Linked DNA regions of Mus musculus: region 2 is linked to region 1. The links are chromatin loops, found by intact Hi-C in ENCODE. Cell type or tissue: heart. All regions are shown on one strand. Links, peaks and the distances in the headings refer to the core of each region. The heading gives the core; the rest is flanking DNA.

Region 1 (8,964 bases), core at 656-8,655:
ACAGATCATATTTTTTCCCCTTACGGTAAAATCCAGCTTTTTAAAAAAATTTAAAACTTGTGTGAATTTTCTGAAGTCAATAGTTCTTAGATATGAGAGAGAGAGAGAGAGAGAGAGAGAGAGAGAGAGAGAGAGGCTAATTTACTAGATTACTCATGCTAGTTTTTAACATGTGAACTCAAATGCTCTGCTTTCCTCAGCCTTCCAGAAGTAGGCGCCACAGGCATGTGCCAGTGAACTTGGCAAGAGTTTAAATTCTATCAGAAATGCATAAAGCATAGCAAATAAGAACCCTCGAGTTATAACTAAAGATTGCCAAAGCCACCTAAGGATTCTTTGAAAACATGATCTCTCAGGCATGCTAAAGTTGAATGTGTCCCTAGCCTGGCCCTATCTCAACAATGTATTAGCTATAAAAAATATAATTTACAAAATTTAAAAAGCATGAAGAGTATTATTATGGAGAATACATATCTAGGAACAACATATCCATGACACACATTACAAAGAGCTATTCCCTCATAAAACCAATCAGTAAAATGAAAGTAACTCCTCAGGCATCAGCATCTCCTCCTGTCTCTGTTGTGCTTTCTATCTCGTGTGTGTCTGGAGCCTTCGCCACATTTCACACCTGCTTGATGAAAGGTGATCTCAGCTTGACTCTTAGTGCTAACTGCTGCAGATGCTGGTTCAGAGAGGTTACATTCTGAGGATCTAGTCAGCATGATTTCATCCCCTGGTCAGCCTACTGCACCTATTATCTCTGCTTTTGTTGTTACTGACATTTTACAGTATGAGGGTGGTCCCACCTAATGAAGTAAAGAAGGAAACAAAAAGGTATAAAGAGCAGAAATAAGAGTACCACTCTGCAGGTGACAGCGTGACTGATAGCTTATTTCTCTGCTGATGAAAGGAGCCAATTCAAGCCAGAGTAGACTATATTAAAGGCGGGTTATTGGGAAGCTGCTCTCAGGTGAGCTCATTGGCCCCGAGTCAGGACGCCTCTCTGCTCATAGGGCACTGCTTGATAGATACTGGGAATTGAACTTAGGGCGTCTGGAAGGGCAGTCGGTGCTCTTAAGCACCGAGCCATCTCTCCAGCCACCCTCCCCACCCCAAGACAACTCTTATAAGCACAACAACATTTAACTGGGGCTGGCTTACAGGTTCAGAGGTTCAGTCCATTAGCATCAAGGCAGGAACGTGGCAGCAATCAGGCAGGCATGGTTCTGGAGGAGCTGAGAGTTCTGCATCTTCATCTGAAGGCTGCTAGCAGAATACTAGCTTCCAGGCAGCTAGGGTGAAGTTCTTATATCCCACACTAACAGTGCCTGCCTACTCCAAAAAGGCCACACCTACTTGAACAGGGCCACATCTTTTTTTTTTTTTTTTTTTTTAAAGTTTTTCGAGACAGGGTTTCTCTGTGTGGCCCTGGCTGTCCTGGAACTCACTCTGTACCAGGCTGGCCTTGAACTCAGAAATCCACCTGCCTCTGTCTCCCATGTGCTGGGATTAAAGGCATGTGCCACCACTGCCCGGCTAGGGCCACAGGCTAGGGCCACATCTTCTAATAGTGCCACTCCTTCCTTCAGCTGAGCATATACAAACCATCACAACCCCATACCCAGCCTTTTTATATGGGCCTAGGATCAAAGTCAGATCCTCATGTTTGCAGGGCAAGCACTTTACTAAGCTACTGCTTCAATCCCCTAAACTTACTTTTTTTTTCATATTAAAAAAAAATATGCCATAGTGCATGTATAAGATGTCAGAGGACAATCTGAGGGAGTGTGTTCTCTCCTTCCACCATGTAGGTCCTAGGGACTGAACTCAGGTCATTGTCAAGATTGGCAGCAAGTGCCTTACTTAACCCAATGAGCTACCTCACTGACCCTTGGCTTTTTTTTTTTTTTTTTTTTTTCTGAAGACAGAGTCTTGCCATGTAAGCCTGGCCTAGAATTTGATGTGTAGACCAGGCTACCCTCAAACTCAACAGAGATCTGTTGTTGGAATTTCAAACCCCAATAAGCCCATATAAACATGCAATCTAGTTATTATAAGTTATATACTATATTATAATTATTTTAAGTTATAAGTCTAGATTGGGCATGTCTAATACTATATTAACTTATTTTTCAGCTATGAGACCCCTGTGACTTGTGGATTTTTTTTCTTGGCCATGTGGTAGATAGAACAGATATCATGACTTTTTCCTCTTCTTTTTACTTTGGTCCTCTCTCCTTTCCTTCTATTCTTCCCCCCTCTCTACCTGCTCCCACTCTCAAAAACCTCCGGTCCCACCACCCATCCCCACCACCCCCTAGCCTTTATTAACCAGTCAGAATGGGGAGAAGGTTCACAAGAGATCACCTAAGTAAGTGATCCACTGCTCTTGGGGATGGGGCAGCTCCTCTGGAGGAATCAGAATTAACATCAGAATGCAAACAGCATAAGGACAACCCAAAGCTGAGATCTGCCTGCCTCTGGCTTCCAAGAGCAGGGATTAAAGACACTTGCACCCAGCCCTAAAATTTGTTTTCTAATCATGGAAAAATCCTCAGCAGTTCACTCATCTGGTTAAATAGATCAAATGGTATAGCATAAGGGGCACTACTATAACCTCTATTTTACAGAAAGAGAAAGTGAGACACAAAAGTGAGTGTTTTACTGAATACTACACAAGAACTTATGGGCTATATTTCAACCCAAGCAAGAAGGTTCTGGAATCTACTCCCTTATCACTGCATTATACTTCCTTCCTTTGGTTTATGAAGTTCTTTTTAATATTTATTTTTAAAATTATTTATTTGGGGGCTGGTGAGATGGCTCAGTGGTTAAGAATGCTGACTGCTCTTCCAAAGTTCCTGAGTTCAAATCCCAGCAACCACATGGTGGTTCACAACCATCTGTAACGAAATCTGACAGTCCTCTTCTGGAGTGTCTGAAGACAGCTAAATTGTACTTACATATAAATAAATAAGTAAATAAATAAATCTTTAAAAATTTATTTATTTATTTGAATTATAATTACATCATTTCCCCCTCCTTTTCTTTCCTTCAAACCCTCCCATAAACTCTTCTTTGGACGCCTGCATGGGTTTTTGTGTACCACTGCATGTAGGAATTTTTTTTGGTTTTTCTTTTGGTTTTTTTCGAGACAGGGTTTCTCTGTATAGCCCTGGCTGTCCTGGAACTCACTTTGTAGACCAGGCTGGCCTTGAACTCAGAAATCCACCTGCCTCTGCCTCCGGAGTGCTGGGATTAAAGGTGTGCGCCACCATGCCGACTGCACGCAGGAATTTAAGGAAGAGTTGGATTCTCTGGAGCTGTCGTTAGTTAATGGTGATTGTGAACTTCTGTGTAAGTGCTGAGAACCAAATTCTGCAGGAGCAGTAAGCATCCTGAACTGCCGAGCCATTCTCTAGCCCTATATTATGACAATTTGTTGGTAGGGGTCGGGGGCTAGAGGTCACAACAGAGACAGAGAGAACAAAGAGCTTCGGAGGTAGTACGGATTTCTGCTAGAACCCCAAGAGACAGACATCGAATTCACTCAGCAATATTGCTCTTTATTTATTTACTGCAGTGTTATTTATCTAAGCAAGGGTAATGCCTTGCAAAAACTGGCCAGAACAAGCGTTAGGACTTAATCCATAAATTCTGAAAGGGATATTCTTAAAACTTTTACTTTCATCAGGGCAGCATCAGATCTTTTCCAAGGCGCCTTTAAAAAAGTATTTTAGAGTTCTGTCGCCACCTTGTGGTGCTTTGTTGTAGTATTGAACTGAAAACTCATTTCAGAATCTAGGGAAAAGGTCAAAGCTGATTAATTGTAAGACTGATGTTTTATCTGCTTTTTATAATTTTGATCACTTTCTATTGGCATGTGAATTTATCTGCATCATTTTAAAAAGCAAAGTGACAAAACTGAACACATCCGTCTATTATTGAAATACTAGGTGTCTGGAGAGATGGCTCAGTGGTTAAGAGCACTGACTGCTCTTCTAAAGGTCCTGAGTTCAATTCCAAGCAACCACATGGTGGCTCACAACTATCTGCAATGGGATCTGATGCCCTCTTCTGGGGTGTCTAAAGACAGCGCCAGTGTACTCATATAAATAAAATCTAAAAAGAAGAAAGAAAGAAAGAAAGAAAGAAAGAAAGAAAGAAAGAAAGAAAGACAGACAGACAGACTAGGGCAAGACTGGCTACTCCAGGCTCCTTAGAGGAGACCTGCGTGACTTTTCTGTTACTATCTGAAGACAGTTTTTTTTTTTAAAGATTAGAGGGGTGTGTGTGTGTGTGTGTGTGTGTGTGTGTGTGTGTGTGTGTGTATAAGGCCAGAAGAGGATAACACATCCATGGGAACTGAGGCTATATGCAGTTGTGAGTCACTTGCTGGGAAATGCACTAGGATCCTCTACAACTGCAGCTCACTCTCTTGAAGACAAATCCACCGCTCTAACCCCTGAAGATCCATCAGTGTGTAACACATGCACAAACACACGTATAACACATGAACATACACATACATATAACACACACGTGTGTGTGTGTGTGTGTGTGTGTGTGTGTGTGTGTGTGTGTGTGTGTATAGTGTAGCCCTGGATAGCCTGGAACTTGTTGTATATAAACCAACCTGGCTTTGAAGTGATAAGGGATATACCTGCCTCAGCCTCCTGAGTGTTGAGATTACAGGAATACAACACCACATACACATTTTTTCTTGTTTTATTTTGTTTATTTTTTACATTCTATTTTAGTTACATTTCTCCATTCCCTTTCCTCTCATGTACATATTTTTTAGTAGAGTATCTTTTATTTATTCTTGGAAAGCTGAGTATTTCAAACAATGCATTTTGTTTACCACAAACTCCCTCCTTCCACTCCCACTAAGCAGCACTAGACGTCACCCTCCTGCCTTCTTCTCTTTTTTCCCTTTGTGACCCACTGAGCCCAAATAGTGCTTCCTGATGGAATGGCTGTTGGCTGATTTTGTTGGCTTGATCTTGTGCAGATAACCAAAGCTTCAGTGAGTTCATGAATGCTGTGGCCATGTCACATCCAAGGACAACATTTTACAGCACAGCTCCCACCCCTTGTCTGGCCCTTACTTTCTTCTCTCCCACTCTTCCACAATGTTTCTTGAGTCTTGGTGGAGTTGTTACAAATGTCTCATTTAAGGCTGAGCACTCAACATTACTGATTCTCAGCACTGACCAGTTATTCATCTCTGTTATGTTATATGGTTATATCTATTTGTCTGTTTTCCTTCCTTCCTTCTTTTCTTCCTTCCTTCCTTCCTTCCTTCCTTCCTTCCTTCCTTCTTTCCTTCCTTCTTTTATTTCTTTTCTTTTTGGATTTTCAAGACATGGTTTCTCTGTGTAGCTCCTGGCTCTCCTGGAATTCGATCTGTAGATCAGGCTAGCCTGAAACTTACAGGGATATGTCTGGCTTTGCCTTCCTGGTGCTAGAATTAAAGGCATACGCCGCCACCACCCATCCTGTGGTTACATTTTCAATGTTCTTTTATTATTTCTATAAACTACTCTGCTATTGAACACACTCATTTATTGCTCTATTGTAGATTCTTGAATCTTCTACTAACGCAATTGTCTTGTCTCACTTGTGTAGAGCTTCAAGAAATATCTTCCTAGGGTGTGTTTAGCCATGAAGGGATCAGCTGAGGTACAAGTCCTCACTGTATTATTATTATTTTTTTAATAACACTCATTTTGGTGCTGCAGTATTGACATTCTGGTTCTAAGACAGATGTCTGCAGCCTGTCAGACAAGTCTGAGCCTTGTCTCCCTCTCCCTGGCAGTGCTACCCTTTCCCTGACTCAAATGCAGCTACGGCTCTGCCTTCTCAATTGCTCTCTGTGTGTTGTCTTGTCATAGACATGCAGACAGGAGCCTAGCATAACTGTCTCCTGAAAGGCTTCATCCAGCAGCTGATGGGAACAGATGCAGAGACCCATAGTCAAGCATCAGGAGTTCTGGGAGTCTCGTGGATGAGTCGGGGATAGGATTGAAGGAGCCGGATGGGTCAAGCACACCATAAGAAGACCTACAGAGTCAACTAACCTGGGTCCATCGGGCCTCCCAGAGACTGAACCACCACCCGAAGAGCGTGCAGGGGCTAGACCTAAGCCCTACACATTTGTAGCAGATAAATAGCTTGGCCTTCATTTGAGTCCCCTAACAACTTGAGAGGGGTTATCTCTGACTCTGTTGCCTGTCACTGGATCCCATTCCCCTAACTGGGCTGCCGTGGATGGCCTCTGTGAGAAAGGATGTGCTTAGTCTTATTGTGACTTAATAACCCAGGAAAGGGCAGCACCCAAGAGAAGGGGGTAATGGGAGGAGGGATTTGTGAGGGTGGGACTGGGAAGGCAGGGGTGGGGGGGTGGGATTATGATTGGGATATAAAGTGAATTAATCAAAAAATATATATGGCCTTTTCTTTGTTCACATTTGATCCTTCTCTGGGTAGGTGTGATCTAACTTCCATCGCTCCTCTTTTTCTATTCACTGAGGACAGGGTCTCACTAGAAGTGGAACTGCTAGGTCCTGTGGCGACCCTATGCTTAGTTTTTGTTTTTTTTTTAGTAACCATATTTTCTTTTTTAAAAAATGCATTTAACTCCAATTTTGTTTTAGAGACAGTCTTGGTAAATTTTAGTCTAGGCTGGCTTTGAACTTGCTATCCTTCTGCCTCTGCCTCTTGACATCTGGCCCCCCAGGTGTGTGTTCCACACCCAGCTTGCCGCAGCTTTAAGGAAGGCAAGAAGTTTATAAGAAGTTTATAGTCCACCAGCAATTCACAAGAGTTTTATTTATGTCTATTCCTATGCTAACTTCACAATTTTAATTACTATAACTTTGTAGAAAGTTTTGAAATCAACAAGTGCAAATCCTTTGGCTTTGTTTTTAACAATCATTTTAACTGTGCAGGATCCCTTATGATTCCATATGAATTTTTTAGATGGGTTTTTATTCCTACTTCTATCAAACTATCATTAGATTTTTGTTTGTTTGTTACTGATATTTGAGACAGGGTGCTACTATGTAGACATGGTTGACTGCAACCTGCTATGTAGACCTGGCTTGCCCAAACTCATAGGGATCTGCTTGCCTCTGCCTCCCAAGTGGGACTAAAGGCCCATGCCACCTGCATAGCCAACACTGGATTTTAACAGGGATTGGATGAAAGGGGATCCCATGGTTTATGGTACCAGACTGATAAATATGTAAAATGTCAAGACAATTAGACATTTCTCAAGTTCATTTACTAAAACTGCTACCATGAAACAATTCACCACAAGAAAATAGATGCTTACTGTTCAGATAAGAATAAAAATGGCAGCCGGGCGTGGTGGCACACGCCTTTAATCCCAGCACTCGGGAGGCAGAGTTCGAGGCCAGCCTGGTCTACAAAGTGAGTTCCAGGACAGCCAGGACTATACAGAGAAACCCTGTCTCGAAAACAAAAACAAAAAACCAACAACAAAAAAAAAAACAAGAATAAAAATGGCAGAAATGTAGTAATAGTAATTTAAAGATGCAATCATCATATATTCATAGATGTCTACACTGGTTAGGGTTTTTTGTATTGTTTTGGGTTTTTGTTTGTTTGCTTATTTGTTTGTGTGCTTTTGTCAACTTGACACAAGCTAGAACAATCTAAGAAGAGGAAACATCAGCTGAGAAACTTCCCCATCATATTGGCCTGCAGGGAGCTTTGCTGTGGAGCTTTTCATGATTGATGTTTCCTGTGAAAGGGCCAGTACACCCTGGGCAGTGTCATCCCTGGGCAGGTAGTCCTGGGGTAAAACAGAAAGCAGGCTGACCTAGCCGTTCAGAAAAAGCTACTAAACAGTGCTCCTCCGTAGTGTCGGCTCCTCTGCAGTGTCTGCTCCTCCGTAGTGTCTGCTCCTCCATACTGTCTGCTCCTCCATACTGTCTGCTCCTCCGTAGTGTCTGCTCCTCCATACTGTCTGCTCCTCCGTAGTGTCTGCTCCTTCGTAGTGTCTGCCTTGGGTTTCTGCCTCCAAGTTTCTGCCTTGAGTTCCTTGACTTCCCCTGATGATGGGCTGCTACCCATAAGCCAAATAAATCCTTTCCTCTCCAAATTGTTCTGGTCATGGAGTTTTGTCACAGCAATAGAAAGAAAACTAAGACATCTTACCCAAGAATATAGTTAAGATTCTGCTCTGCCTTCCACCAATGATGAGAGTCATAATATAAAAACCTCTATAGGAGCGACAACAGTAAACTGTATGACTGAAATGACCAAGATAAAAGAAAACCCAGGCTCTCTGCTCCTCCCTGTTCCAGAGACAGCCGCATCTTCTTGTGCAGTGCCAGCCTCGTCCCGTAGACAAAATGGTGAAGGTCGGTGTGAACGGATTTGGCCGTATTGGGCGCCTGGTCACCAGGGCTGCCATCTGCAGTGGCAAAGTGGAGATTGTTGCCATCAACGACCCCTTCATTGACCTCAACTACATGGTCTACATGTTCCAGTATGACTCCACTCATGGCAAATTCAACGGCACAGTCAAGGCCGAGAATGGGAAGCTTGTCATCAACGGGAAGCCCATCACCATCTTCCAGGAGCGAGACCCCACTAACATCAAATGGGGTGAGGCCGGTGCTGAGTATGTCGTGGAGTCTACTGGTGTCTTCACCACCATGGAGAAGGCCGGGGCCCACTTGAAGGGTGGAGCCAAAAGGGTCATCATCTCCGCCCCTTCTGCCGATGCCCCCATGTTTGTGATGGGTGTGAACCACGAGAAATATGACAACTCACTCAAGATTGTCAGCAATGCATCCTGCACCACCAACTGCTTAGCCCCCCTGGCCAAGGTCATCCATGACAACTTTGGCATTGTGGAAGGGCTCATGACCACAGTCCATGCCATCACTGCCACCCAGAAGACTGTGGATGGCCCCTCTGGAAAGC
Region 2 (8,964 bases), core at 719-8,718, 180 kb before region 1:
AGACTCCCTTAACACCCACTCTTGTTATTGTTGCTGTTTTTCTAAGTAAGTCACTCTCTAGCTAGATTGCCCTGTCATTCACTAGGTAGCCCAGGCTGGCCTCAAACTTGGGTAATCTTTCTTTCTCCACTGTTGGACACAGTTCCTCAGACTCAGGCAGCTGATTGAGCAGCTCTGAGTAGGGGCAGAGGTCTACTTGTCTAAGGACCTTGGCTGGACGTGATGGCCATTCGGGTCTAATTCCAGCACCTTGGAAACAGAGCAGGAGGATCAGGAGTTCAATGACATCCTAGCTATACGGTGAGTTCGAGGCCAGCCTGAGTAACACAAGACCCGGTCTCAAACAGGGCCAGAGAGATGGTAGAAGAGAGTGAGCAGAAAGTTGCCCTCCAGCCTCCAACACATGCTGTGGCACACGTGCTATGGCACACATGTGTGCATACACACAGAAACATCGCATACGAATATAAATGTAATTTAAAAAATTTTAAACAATAGGCCAAGCCGGGTGTGGTGGCGCACACCTTTAATCCCAGCACTCGGGAGGCAGAGGCAGGCAGATTTCTGAGTTCGAGGCCAGCCTGGTCTACAAAGTGAGCTCCAGGACAGCCAGGGCTACACAGAGAAACCCTATCTCGAAAAAACAAAACAAACAAACAAACAAACAAACAAAACAAAAAAAAAACCAATAGGCCAGCAAGGTGACTCTATGGGAAAAGGCACTTGCTGCCGAGTTCGATAGTCTGAATTTATACCCCAGGATCTATTCGGTGGAAAAAAAAGAACCAACTCCCACAAGTTTTCCTCTGTCTTCCACACAGTGATCTCTCACAGTGGCACTAGTTCACTCCATGCTAACACACTCAATAAATAATTAAACAGTCACTGATTTTTGGGAAGGTTCAGAGGACTCCACTGCTGCTGTTGGTGGGGCATGTGGACCCTAAAGAGCAAGAAGCTGGTCCTAGGACAAAGGCCAGTTACCACAACAAAGGAGATGTAGGCTAGGCTAATCTTTTATACATCCAACTCCTTGGGACTGGGCAGAGGCATGCTGTGAGCTCCCAAAACACAAACTTTCAATTCAGCTGTCAGGGTCCAGGGCAGCCTAGCTTCTTCATGGGAGGCCTCCGGAACACCAGCGCATTGTCCTGAGGCTAGACAACCCAGCCAGGCACAGAACACTAGTGATTGCTGATGAATTATAGAGACAGTTCCCCCACTATCACCTGGAAGTCCTGTGGCTTGTCTGACAGCAGCTTTCTAGGTGGGGCAGAGCTTCTTTTTCTTTTTGCCCCTGGATAGTGGGGAGGAGGGTGGGAAGGTGGCTTCCTGGGTGTGGTCGGTCCCCCTGGGCCCACAGCAGCACTCTGGTCCAGGAACGGCTCAGCTTCATCTCCAGTCAGGCCCTGGTCCTCGGTGTCTTCCTCCCCTCCTGTGTCTGTGGGCACAGGACCCTCTTGAGCACTGTGCACCTTTGGTCCTGACCTGAGGTCTCAGTCCAACAGGGGGAGGACCAAAGAGTGTGCATGCTTCAATACCACACCCTAAGCCCACCCATACCCAAGATGGATGAAATCAAAGAAGGGCAGCTGCCATAGCTGGCCCTGGAAAACAGTCAATAAATAGTTAGTCAGCAAGAAGAAGAAGGAGGATGGCCCTGACCCACCCACCCCAGCCCTAACAGACAGGCCCTTCTGGCCACCTTGCCAGGTGAGACAGTTACAGGTGGTAGGGTCTGGCTGCGTCTCACCCGTGGGGACCGGCCACTTCTTCCCAGAGTATCTCGTGTCCATGGTGCTGTCACTGAGCAGGGACCAAGTCTCAGCCCGGCTCTGTCCCCCACCTGGCATGCATCAGGGCGTAGCCCAAGAGGGGAGGGTTGGGAGGGAGCTGGGATGAGAGAGGCCCACCTTCCCCAGGCCCACCCTCACCTCTCCTAAGCTTATCCACTCAGCCTGGGTACCATGCTCAGAGGTGACGGTCCCTTGCCCAACCAGGCAGAGCTGGGAGCCTCCTTTTGTTGATCAAGCCCAGAGCATCTGGGGACACCTGCCCACCTGCCCTCCCCAGCACCCCCTTTCCTCCCTGAGCCTAGCTTAGCTATCTCTCCCCAGCTCAGGATTCCCAGGGCTGGATGTGCTAAGCCAACGAAACTTCCCTCAGCCTCCCTCTCCACAGAAACCCACACAGAGCTGGCCAACAAGACAGGCATACCCAGGGAGGGCAAAGCCTTCTCAGGATTTTATAACTTGCTTCTCCCCCTACCCACCCCGCCCCCGCCACACCTCCTTCACCAGAAGATAAACTCTAGAATTTTCCCCCAAGCAAATGAGCTGCCCCGTCTCAGCTGCTTTCTACCCACACCGCCTAGTGGTCAGGCCAACTTTCCCAAGCACCACCAGCAAATCAGCCTCCTTGGCCTGCATCTTTACTTGATAAGCCTAGCAGAAGCTTAAAGCGGGCACAGGACATAGCCTACTTAGCCTGTCTGCACACTTCATGTATGATCATCCCTGTGCCCAGAATGACCAGCCCAAAGCCACACAGCTATTCAGTGTCAAAGGCAAGAGATAAACTCCCATTCCCTAACTTTGGCTCAAAATTCTTTTCAGGGGTTGGAGGTGGGGTATGGTGAGTAGCTCTTTTGTAACATTGTATCACCACTTAGGGAAGCACCAAGCCTCAGGTCTCATGCTAATCTCCAGAGCTAGGAAATGGAGAATAGAGGTTGGACCCTGCCCTTCCCAAATATCTGGGATTTGGGGAACCTAATGGGAGCCATCTCCACCTCTCCTTTCCTACCCACCCACAACCTCTGTCTCCATGCTGGCCATCTTCCAAGGACCATGCCCTATGAAAGGGTGGGTGGGCTCCTCACCAGGCACCAGATCCATGTCAGGCAGTGTCGGGGAGGGTGCTAGAGAAGCAGGTGGTGGGAACAGGGGCACAGCTCCTGGGGGTGGCGTGTAGGACACCTGCAGGACCAGAGAGGCCTAGAAGAGATGAGTCGGCAACAGGTAAGTATAAAGGAGAAACGACACCCTCCCTCCGGTGTCCTTTCTAGTCTCCCATCCTCTCTAAGCCATTGGCTCTGACAGGGTCGGGACTGCAGGAGGTTGTAGGGAAGCCACCCAGGAACCTGTAAGCACAGCCAGGTAAGGCTGCCTGGGGTCACACTTCACCTCCTCCCTGGCAACTCCACTTTCCAGAGCAAAAGGTGGATCTGAGTCCAAGGGAAGCCAGACGCTCACAGGACTCCACCCTGGCAGCTTGAGGCCATCAGAGGCCCGTCTGAGTCTCTCCCAGGGTCAAAGGAAAACTTTTTTGGAAAAGCCCAGGTAAAAGCAGGGTGTGGTGGTTAGACACCTGCAGTACCAGGACTTGGGAGGTGGAGCTGGAGAGCCAGGGAGTTCAGGGTCATCCTCGCCTATACAAGGAGTTCAAGCCCAGCCTGTATATACAAGAACGTATCTCTCACCTTCCACCCACCCCAGATCCAAACAATAAGTGCTCAACTTAAGAACATGTAAAACCTCTCTCCAAGGCATCACCTAGGAGACAAGCCTTAAGCGTTCCTGGGAGTGGCCTTTACCACTCAGGGCGTGTCTGAGAGGGACTCTGCTGATTGGGTTGATTCAGGTGCAAAGATGCACACGAGAAGTGGACTGCACCATTCCCTGGGGCTGGGTCCAAGAAAGAAAGAAAAAAGCTAGCTGAGACCTGTATTCATCCATCTCTGCTTGCTGTTGTGGGTTAGGTGTGACCAGCAGCTTGGAGCTCCTGCAGCCTTGACCTTCTTGCCATGAGGGACTGCATCTTTAACTGTGAGCTCAAGCAAACCCTTCTGCCCTTAAATTGCTTTTGTCAGAGTCTTTTATCACAGCACCAGAAAAAGAAACTAAGACAACTCTAGGAGGGAAAATAATGCAACAGAAGTTGTCAGTGTCCTTCCGTTCTTCTATGTGGATATAATCCCCTCTATCTTCCTAAGAAAGGTACACACACACACACACACACACACACACACACACACACCTCAGTGCCACAGTGGGAACCGAGCTTCCAGCACAAGACCAAGACCCTGCAGGTCCCAAGCAAAGCTGGGGAAAGGGAGCACGCTGGGGTCGGTGGTGTCCATAGAAACCAGCTGCTCTTCTCGGTTGTCTCCTTTGTTGTTCCTTTTTAAAATTTTTATATATACAGCTGTTTTGCCTGTGTGTGTGTCTGTGCACTCTGGATGTTCAGTGCTCACACTGGGACTGTAACTCCCTGGGACTGGAGTTACTGATAGTTGTGAGTTGCCATGTCAGTAGTGGGAATCAAACCTAGGTTCCCTGGAAGAGCAGACAGTGCTCTTAACCACTTGGCCATCTTTCCAGCCCCCCCCCCCACCTCCATCTTTTAAACAAGTAGTCAGCTCTGTATTAGACAGAAAGCATTTTCCACAATTTTGACAAATCCTTTACAAATATTTGCCACCGTAATCTTCATCTGAGCAACCTAGCAGGGAATACTAGCCATAATAGCAGAGACATTAGTAATAAGGAGGACACGCAGACTCCCAGGGCAAACCCTGCCCTGAGGTTGAGAAGATGCCAGCTACCACTGTATCTCAGGCTTGCATCCTCCAGACTGGGGACCAAGGAGGGAAAACAGACTAACAAAGGCAGGACCAGCAACAATTCAGGCTCAGAACACTGAGAAAGGAACCCAGAGGCGACCCCAGCACCCCTTTAATACCACATTCAAGGCTTGGATGTAACTGGCCCTGCATGGTTAGAAGCTACCACCAGGTGTCGCCACGTGAGCAGCGAGTATTAATAGACCCCAGTGCCCTCCTTCCTATGACTGATGAACCACTGGGGCTCTTTGGAGAAATAAGTAATTGTACAAGATAATCCTAGACTATCTTTTTGTTCCAGGAAGGTCTCAATAAACTACAGAAACACATCGAAGGGACAGTAAGGAGCTGGGGAAAGTGGCTCAGAGGTTAAGAGCCCTTGCTGGTCTTCCAGAAGACTAAGGTCCAGGTCCCAATAACATGCATGAAACCCTGGGTTCAATCCCAGCATCACGTAAAGCAGGTCTGGTGCACACACCTATATTACCACTGCATCGGTGGGGTGGAGGCAACAAACCCCTGAAGCCCATTCGTCAGCCAGCCACATCCATGATCTCCAGATTCAGCCAGAGACCCTGACTCGAAAGATCAGATAGAGAGTGAAGGACCTCAACCTTTGGCCTCCATTGCTGTGTGCACACACATAAGAATAACACACACAACTGACGAGCCTCGAGGAGGTCTGTGCGTCGGATGAGCTCTACGTCGATATGGCTTTCATCTCTTTGAAAGAGATGCTACGGAGAAGGCCTTTCACTCAAAATACACACTCCGGCATCAAGGGAGATGGCTAGGCGGTGGTGACGTGGTCTCAAGTGACCCAGGACACAGAGTGGTTTGGACTCCTCTTAGAAGGTTCTCTCTCCCACTCTCTGACAGAATCTCTCACTATGCTCCTCTGTATTCTGTGCTGGCCTTGGTTTCACTAAGTCTTCTAGGCTGGCCTCCAATTCATAGAGTCATCCTGCTTCAGGCTTCCCAGTGCTGGAATTACAGGCATAAACCATCAAACCAGCTTCTTTGGTGCTGGTGGTGGTGGTGGTGGTGGTGGTGGTGGTGGTGGTGTGTGTGTGTGTGTGTGTATGTGTGTGTGTGTGTGTGTGTGAAGGTCAAAGTCATTCTAAGGTACCATGCCTCCCTCAGGATCCATCAATCTTGTTTCTCTCATTGGCCTGGGGTTCACCCATTAGGCTCAGCCAACTGCTCAGTGAGCTCCAGGGATCCACCTGGCTCCACCTTCCCCAGGCTGAAATTACTGTCCCACCACACCTATCTCATTCAAAGTTGGTTTGGGGATTGGAACTCAGGACCTCGAGATTGCAAGGCAAGCTGACTGTGGCAGCTCCCCAGCCCTGCTTCTACACTTAAACCATTTCAAAATAAAAGATCTGAGCCAGACACTTAAACCACTTCAAAATAAAAGATCTGAGTCAGCCAGTGGTGTCCCCCAGAAGCAAAGGGCTTCTGCTCAGCAGCACAGGTCCTAGCAGGAACCCCCAGCTCAGAGGTTCTTCCCACCTGCCTGTGCTGTACCAGGACGGCAGGGGGATACAAGTAAGAGAGGTGGAAGTCTGCTCCTGGACCTTCTCCAGGGAGTGAGGACTGCATCCCAGGCCGCAAGGTGAGCTGCTAACCTCTCCTTACCACTCGTGCCTCTCCCCACCTCTGTGCAGACTTAGCAGGTGGCTCACTGAGCAGGGCCCAGCCCTTCTCTCCCATTCACCACATCCTGGCTTTCATGTATTCAACTTAGAGTCATTGTGAAGGATGGTCAGGCTCCACAGGCAGCCTGGGGTCTGGGGACAATGGAGAGGAGGCTGCAGGTTCTCAGCTTGAGTATGAAGTGCAAACAGAATATGAAAGCCAGGCCAAGGGCAGGGATTGCAGATCATTTCCAGCCTTCCTCAGTATGCAGTTTGCAGAAACCAGGCTGAAAGGTTCCATCCCAGAGCACAGTGAGTTTGGAGGGAGTAAGTGTGGAAAACATCAGTGTCTTAGGTTTGGAGTAAAGGAGCGGAGATCTTGGCAGGAAGGTAAGAGCCTTTGGTTGAAGGCTACAGGGAGGAAGCTGCTTCAACCTAGAGGGTAACAGGAAAGCACCAGACAGGTCTCTTGACTCCAAGGGCTGCTCTTGACAGAAACCTTGATATCTCTAGCTGCTCGGTGCACCAGGCTGCAGAAACAGCTAGGAGTCTCCTCAGGGTCCAAGAAGAGTCAGCTTCAAATGCCACTGGAGGCTTCCTAGACTAATGTAGCTGACTGCAGAGCTCAAAGAGAAGGCAACAGGTGACACCGGAAGTGACTGAGACCGTTTCAGAAAACACTGCGTGAAAGCAACCCCAGTGGCTCTCTTTTCCCAGTAAGAACCCAGTATGGTCTCATTCAGCCCAGCCCAAATTAGTCCCAACTCGACTTTCCTAACCAGTCAAAGGTTCAAATACATACATACATGCACGCACGCATGCACACACACACACACACACACACACACACACACACACACACACACACACACACATGCACGCACGCACAGCCTGTCTATGAGGACTGACAGCCCACAACCCTGCAGGCTTCACTGGGAAGTATGTCGGGTTCAGCAGTAGCATCCTGTCATGTAGACAGACCCAGAATCCTAGTGAACAGGAAGAAAGAACCCTGAAGGGTATATTTAGACCACTAAAAATAACAGGAGGCCAGCAAGGAGGACTGGGAATGGTTTGTGCAGACTAGGAGAGAATGGGAAAGCTGGGGGAGGGGCTAGACCGACAAGAGAGGAAAAGGAAGGGGTCTTGACTGGCCCCAGGTGGGCAGGGGAGAGTTGTCTGCCTCCCTCCCCTGGTGACCTGTGACCCAGATGACTCAGATATTCCCTATCTGGAGAATGGAGCTGGCAATGATTCTGGGCAGTCTGCCAGGCAGGCTAAGGAAGCCACTCAAGGCTGACTAGAACACAGGACAGGAGGTGACGGAGTAGGCTAGACTCAGAAGTAGCCAAGTAGGGGCGTGGCAGGCTTCGTTGAGCCTTGCAGGTCCCAACCATGAATCTTTTCTAGCACCCTAACCTATAGCCAAGGAGAGCCATGCTTGGCTCCCAGGAGCTGGCCTCTGGCATAAGACACAGGGCCCCAAACAAAAGCTGGCTATGGACAGAGACATGCAGACATTTACCCCCGTGGGTTGCTGCTTGGCGTCTAGCAGAGGTGCGTTGAAGCTGGCAGAGAGGCTGGGGGTGGCAAGGACCTCCTGGAGTGGGATCTTGGCTTCCCCCAGGAACCTGGGAAGACAAAGAAGTCCAAGGGTGAGAACCAGCCTAATGTGCCTGGCTCGTCTCTTACCTCCTCCACCGCCTAGTTCTTTCGGAGTCCTTTAAGGTTTCTCTGTACCCACGGTACCATGAGTGCCATGTAGCATGTAAGATGGTTCCTGTGGTAACATGTACCCATGTGAGATGCTCTCATGATAGCATGTACCCATGTAAGATGGTTCCCATGGTAACATGTACTCATGTGAGATGGTCCCTTGGTAGCATATACCCATGTAAGATAGTTCCTATGGTACCATCTTAAGGAGAAGAGAGAGATCAGAGACGCCTGCCCTTCCCTTCCCCAAGCTCAACCTTAACCTCTTTCTGTCTGGCCTTAGAAGCCTAGCCATGCTATTGCCGTGGGTAGGGGCAGATTCTCACCAGACAGATTACTTATTTACTTATTTGTTTACTTACTTACTTAGAGACAGGATCACATGTAGCCCAGGCTGACCTCAAACTGGCTCTGTAGCTGAGAATGATCCTGATCTTCTGACTCTCCTGCCTTTATCTCCCAAGTGCTGGGATTGCAGGTGCTCCCCACCACACCCTGTTTATACAGTGCTGGCGATCAAGCCCAGGGCTTCACGCATGCTTTGCAAAGCACTCTCTCAACTGAGCCACACCCCTAGTGCTGCCATCAGATCTTAATGAACCGGGCCAGCATCACCATGGGACAGAGGCAGTTTTCCCAGTTCACACCTTTGATGCCCCCATGCCTCAGCTGGCTGAACCCACCACCCAGTCTGTCTACGCCAGTTTCCCAGGAAGCACAGCCCCAATTAACAAATCAGAAGCAAGACACCTTCCTGTCTTCATACCCAGGGAGAAAACGTGTTGGTCTAGGAGACAGACCCCTTCACCAGACGTCCAGCACACATACATGAGACCACACTTGTCACCGGCAAGAGACGAGGTCTTGGGAAAGTGGCCCACTGGCTGGCTGGCCGAGGAAGGCCTTTCAAAGAATCTAGAGGAATAAGTCCTGTTCTGTGGGTCCTAAACCACACACGATTCACTCTGTGCCTCTGCGGTG

Evidence for each region. Hi-C counts contacts between places; a loop is a spot of excess contacts. Peaks named below come from ENCODE experiments on the same cell type or tissue, not always from the same donor. Only the 100,000 strongest peaks of a DNase experiment are listed, where the experiment ranks them.
Region 2: a loop joins it to region 1, with 7 times the contacts of the local background. A loop is called at or near these places in 31 of 42 quality-filtered maps.

The regions. Positions count from the first base shown.
Region 1 is chr6:83,874,804-83,883,767 of GRCm38, reverse strand. It overlaps a transcript of Zfp638 not described here and the pseudogene Gm5138. Among named protein-coding and RNA genes, the nearest start is that of Zfp638, 35 kb to the left of the region's middle. In heart, for the core only: a CTCF peak has its summit at 3,766 (motif pointing left); no DNase peak of the experiment used is centred there; H3K4me3 peaks cover 303 bases.
Region 2 is chr6:84,057,353-84,066,316 of GRCm38, reverse strand. It overlaps Dysf (dysferlin), which reads right to left. Exons shown (of 55, transcript NM_021469.3): 4 at 7,793-7,898; 5 at 2,882-2,996; 6 at 1,754-1,846; 7 at 1,230-1,441. Among named protein-coding and RNA genes, the nearest start is that of Dysf, 42 kb to the right of the region's middle. In heart, for the core only: a CTCF peak has its summit at 4,790 (motif pointing right); DNase peaks (open chromatin) are centred at 4,746 and 7,496; H3K27ac peaks cover 2,970 bases.